Linked DNA regions of Homo sapiens: region 1 is linked to region 2. A link is an interaction called in ENCODE POLR2A ChIA-PET data of the cell type or tissue named here. Cell type or tissue: GM12878. All regions are shown on one strand. Each heading gives the region's core, and the rest is flanking DNA. Links, peaks and the distances in the headings are about the cores only.

Region 1 (2,922 bases), core at 170-2,669, 120 kb before region 2:
CACCCCCTTGAAATACTTGCATTATTTGGCATCCACGACATGATAATACTATATATTACACATTCCCAATTTGTACCACTCTGATTGTGTGCTTCCTAGCGTCCTTCCAAGAAGCCTTCCAGTTTACCCAACTTAGAAATGTTCAGCATTCCTCAGGATTCCAGTTCTAGTCAATCTTTCTCTCTTCTTTATAATCTTTTCTTCAATTATTTCATTACCTTAAGTATCACTAACATAGTGACAATCTTCAAACTGACATCTCTAAGCCAAGTATCTCTGAATTCCTCAAGATGTATAGATCTCTCTAACAGGCCTACTTGACAATCTTACAGGCTTCTGAGAACTAAGATAGACAAAAGGGGAACTGCTGAATTCACCCTTACCTCTCCCACGAAACAATCCCCCCCAAAATCCACTCCTCTTCCAACCATCCAATAGTGGCAACTTCCAGCAACATCCTTGAGTTCTTTCCCCTCCCTTATGTTCCATATCCAACCCTATTTATGCCTTCGTATTTCTACCACCTAAAAAATTCTCACAGATGTCCACTGCTCTCTATCCTACTGCCACCTCGCTAATCTAAGCCATTGCTGTCTGCTGCCTGGACTGTTGCATATCCACTAGCGTATCTGCTTCCACTTGCCCCCAGTATTCTTTTTGCTCATACAGCAGTCAGCATGATCTTTTAAAATATAATTCAGATGATGCTACACCCCCGAATAAAAACTTTTAGTATATTTCCACTAAAATCCAAATTCCTTATCACTGAGTACAAGGGCCTGCCTTATGCAGTCCCTGCCATTCTCCCCTCTTGTCCACAGTTTCAGTTCCTTAAACACACTGTGCTCTTCACAGCCTCAGGCCCTTCCCAGTTCTCTCTATATGAAACACCTTATTCTCCCTCCCCTGACCCCCCATCCAGGCATCCTCTAAGGGGCCTTCCCTTACACCTAAGTAGGTCCCCACTACCTCCTCTGATTCTACCACCCAATGATTCTCTATTATTGTACACAGTTCTTTTTTCCTTTTTTTTTTGTGGGTGGGGCGGGGGGGGGGGGGAACGGAGACTTGCTCTGTCACCCAGGCTGGAGTGCAATGACACTACTATGTTTACTATGTCTCATTGCAGCCTCAACTTCCCAGGCTCAAGTGATCCTCCTGCCTCTGCCTCTCAAGTAGCTGGGACTACAGGTGCAGGCCACCACGCCTGGCCAGTTCTTTTTCTTTTCGACATTGGCACAAGTCAGAGAAGATGTCTTGATCCTTCACCACTGCATGTATACCCCCAATACAAAGAACAGCCACAAAGAAGTCTTTGTTGAAAGTATTTAAAACTGATTTAAGACAGAAGTGTTTAGCATTTCACAGGTCAGCCTGCTCTTCCTTAAAACTGAATTAATGTAGAAGTCCATAAGATGAGCTTGACTCAATTAGGGGAAGGCTGGAAATCACAAATTAAGTGCAAAATTCTGTGGAACTATGTTTTCTAAGCAGATGTCCAGTGCGTGCAGCAGAATCTCAACGGAATCAACAGCCCAAAAGAGACAGACTAATAAATTCTGTCTTCATTATTTAATGAGACAGACCCCAAATTCAACACCTGGCTAATTCTTGAAACAAAATGCAGAAGAGATGTAGTATTCTTAATTTTAAAAAGCCTAAGTCTTAGAATTTATCAAATCTCAATGAAATCTGGTATACAGTTTAACTTCCATTAGACAAATTTCTTACACAGAGGGAAAAGATGAGTGAAGATGCATCTATAATAGGAAAGGCTACAGAAAATAAAACCTATATAAGGGAAAACATCAGAAATGACAAGTCTTATCACCCATTTCAAATTCTCACGACCTTGAAGAACTAAGCACCCATGGATTTATGACCCTTTCATCAGTTTCCTCTTGTATATATCTCCTCTTTGTATTCCTCAAAGAATGTCAAATAATCCTGTTCCAGTGTCAAGATAGTGGAGCAACTAACCACAAGACTTTGTGCTACTTTTAAAGGGGTGTGGCTGGAATAGATTAGCCGCTCCTACACAAAGATACTCTCATTTGAGTCAGAAATCATGAAAACCCAATCCCATAGCTATATCAGACATTCTGTGATTTGTTCAGGGTTACAAAGTTAGCTGATGCCAGAACTGGAACTTGCCTCCCACAGTTAGTGCTCTTTATACCAGCTTCTCATGCTCTTGTGTCGCTCCATCAAATGTTTGGCACGAATTCCCAATATACTAAAACTCTAACTCTGGGCTATTGATTAAAACAAACAAACAAACAAACAAAATGACTGAAACTAGCACAAGAAACTCAAGAAGACAGAAATTTTAAAAGTAAATAAATAGGACACTACAGAAACACATTGACTGTGACTTCTTTCACAAACAGTATCTTTTTCAACTGTGTATAGGTAAGTGATTATGGCAAGATTATTTCTGTAGTTTATTACAATTATTTTAGTGATTCAGAACTAAAAACCACTACTCCAGAATAACAAACCTGAGACTTATTAAGTTTATAACTTTCAACACAGAAATGAGCTCTGCTTTCCTATTTTTAAACTTATCACTAATGCCAGATCTTGTAATTGATTTAAACAAGTTTCAAGACAAAAACAAAATGGTTTGTTTCACTGTTATTGCTTTTCCCCATTAAATTTATGTGTTATGCAAATATTCTAACAAGATATTGCTCTACACAAATGATCTAAAGATTTTCAGCTTCATTAACAGGGTACATTGCTTACAAACCTCAATGAAAGAACAGTTAGTACTAGAACCCTTTATCAATCTATTATGCATTCAAAGTCTGTATGAAGTTTTAAGACATTTCCCAAAACAGAAGCTTTTGGTAAAAGCTAAGAAAACATTCTGATTAGTGTGGTAAATAGTATATCTTTCCTAATCTTTAAAAAACAAAA
Region 2 (2,922 bases), core at 280-2,779:
CCTGGCCCCTCTTCAGCTCCCCTGTCCACTGAGAGCTGTTTTCATCACTCAGTAAAATTCTCTGTCTTCACCATCCTTCAGCCGTCCACGTGACCTCATTCTTCTTGGATGCTGGACAAGAGCTTGGGACCCACTGAGTGCGGGTACCCTGAAAAGGTTGTCACACTGGCCCTTTGCCCTCTCTGGCAGAGGGCAGTCACCCCACACAATGAGGCAAGGGGCCAGCTGAGCTGCTAACACACTGCCGTCCATCAGACTGCAGATGATGGAATTAAACAGCACTGTGACACCTGCTCTGGGCCTTCAGGGTCATAGGCACCCTCACCTGGGTGCCACCACGTTCCCTTTGAGGCAACACACCTGGTCTGACTGCAGGCCCCACATGGAGCTTGCTTCTGTGTTGGCACCCAGAGCAGCCATCTGGATCCCGCACTCGCCCACTCACAAGCTCCCTCCACATGGGGCTGAGCACAGTGGGCCAAGTAGACGTGGTGCCCCTGCCGCATGTCCAGTGAAGGGGTGAAAAAAACTCATGCATCAGTATAGACTCATAAATATTTATTTTATATTTTGAGTGATAGTCCAATGTTATTTCTTTTAGTTGTTGTCGTTGCACAAATTGTTCCAGCTTGGCCATTGAAAGCTCTTTCCTTTGACTCCTGGGTCCTTTTGACTACCCTCATTGTTCGTGTGTGTCTGGGGGCAGGGGGTTTGCATGATTTAGCACTTCCTTACTTTCTGGCACTATGAGATGTTCCAGGCCCACCTTGTATATTTTCTGTTTCAATCTTAGAATCAGCCATTTCACCAAGATGCTCTGGTTACTTTTATTGGAATGCGGGTGCTAAGTGTGCTTGTTACTCCAGTGTTGTTGTTTCTAGGCCCTCTTAGCAGACAGTGCAAGGAAATCTATGTGTGTATACTAACATGTATATATATACACACGCACACACACATACAAATTTCTATATGTAACCATCTGTATCTATATTAAGCTAAACATGAATTCATATTGATGCCTCCAACTTTATTCCTTAATACTAAGATTGCTCTAGACTCTCCCCTTGCTTATCTGTAACCTCCAACTTCAACAGTGAGAAACCTGGCTCCTACCACCTGCCATGTGTTTACTTCATTGTTCAACCAGAGTATACATGTAGAATAGTAGCAGAATTGTTAAACTCTGTGGGAAACAACTTTCTCAGCTAGAAGTATAGTGCCTGTGTAGTTTCTTTTGCCTTTAGTTTCTCAGACTTTGCTCATTTCCAAAGTTTGAGGTCAGCGCCTGAAACATTTGTAAGGCTGTTTCATGCATTTGTAATAGAGTTAGATTGTTTTGTCACATTCTGCCTTTCGTCCTGGGATTCCCCTGACCTCCTAGTTTTGTTTTAATTTTCATACATAACTATATTCTTTGTGTTAGCAGCACTACTTTAAAAAATAATTTTTTTCTTCAACATCTAATTTGTAAGTCTTTATCACACATTAAAATCTTATGTCTAGTAATGTCTGTATTTCTTTGCTTACTATGTGTGTGGTATGTAAACCTCCTATCTAGCAATTAAATAAAAATTTATTTCAAGTTAGAGCAGAGAAAAATACAAAACTTCCTTGGAGGCACTATCCTACAACCCAGGCTAATAGGATTCCCACAGAATAAAACAAGTTTATTGGCATACACAGAAAGTTACAAACATATCATTAACCATGGGTGACAGCAGATACAACAAAGATTCATACCCCCAGGAATTTGAAATATAAAGTGAACAATGAAATAAATTATTAAAAAATAAGTAAAAAACAAATATTGATGATTATTTGGGGGAGTTAACAACAAATAGTTACATGGAAAATGAGTTACTTGAGAGATGAGAGGGTGTTTGTGAATATAGGTAGTTCAGGTTCTCCTATTGCCAAGTATCAGGTCCAAGGTACTAATGAATTTAGATTTTGTTAAGTGTCTGGGCAAAGTAGTTCCACCGAGGGCTGATTCCAGGTCTTAATGAAAATGAGCACTTTGACTAATAAATCGTGTACTGTCGCATCTTACTGTGATAAGCTCTAAGCATAATGGAAAACATCAGGCAGGCAGACGTGCAGTGAGCATGGTTTTCAAGTCCCCCCAAAGCTTCACAGACATGCCTGAGTGGGCAGTAGTTTTCCACCTGTTTAAGGTAAGGCATTGTTTATCATGCCTTTTGTATACCAGTTTCTAAAACTCCAACATAATTACCTTTTATGTTTGCAAAAGCGGTCTTTAGGTAGCTGTATCATTGAACCTCTGTTTCTGGGTACACAAGTTATACATAACATCTAGGCTGTGGTTGTATGCAACTAGTTATCTCCTGGGTTGCAAAGCTGAAGAGTGGTTAGGTAAGACAAGCTTGGCCAGAACCTACTGTAGCTTGTTAAAAATCTAAGAACAAAATGAAACTAATTGGAATACTAAAAAGTAAGACTTCCAAACCTGTTGAAAAATAAAAGGAAATGTAGAAAACCAAATTCACCAAAAAGAAGTCAGGAAAGAAGAAAGAGAAAAAGGAGGAAGAAGAAGAAATGTAAACGGCATAATAAAAGCACAAAATGAGATACTAAAATTAAATCTAAATATATAATGTATTAATATAAATGAATTAACACAGTATTTAAAAAACAGAGATTGTCAGATTGAATTTTAAAAATCCAGTTAAATGGAGCAGTGGTTCACGCCTGTAATCCCTGCACTTTGGGAAGCTGAGGCAGGTGGATCACTTGAGGTCAGGAGTTTGAGACCAGCCTGGACAACATGGTGAAATTCTGTCTCTACTAAAAATACAAAAATTAACCGGGAGTGGTGGTGGGCACCTGTAATCCCAGCTACTCAGGAGGTTGAGGCATGAGAATCATTTAACCCAGGAGGCGGAGGTTGCAGTGAGCCGAGAT

The links. ChIA-PET counts read pairs that join two places held together with the same protein. Peaks named below come from ENCODE experiments on the same cell type or tissue, not always from the same donor. Only the 100,000 strongest peaks of a DNase experiment are listed, where the experiment ranks them.
Region 1: POLR2A ChIA-PET joins it to region 2 with 5 read pairs; 9 of 35 experiments call an interaction of 5 or more read pairs at or near these places.

What each region holds. Positions count from the first base shown.
Region 1 is chr6:138,979,640-138,982,561 of GRCh38, forward strand. The region is part of intron 1 of REPS1 (RALBP1 associated Eps domain containing 1); the gene reads right to left. Among named protein-coding and RNA genes, the nearest start is that of REPS1, 7.2 kb to the right of the region's middle. In GM12878, for the core only: no CTCF peak of the experiment used is centred there; no DNase peak of the experiment used is centred there; H3K4me3 peaks cover 327 bases.
Region 2 is chr6:139,098,976-139,101,897 of GRCh38, forward strand. No RefSeq gene overlaps it. Among named protein-coding and RNA genes, the nearest start is that of HECA, 35 kb to the right of the region's middle. In GM12878, for the core only: no CTCF peak of the experiment used is centred there; a DNase peak (open chromatin) is centred at 1,236; H3K27ac peaks cover 341 bases.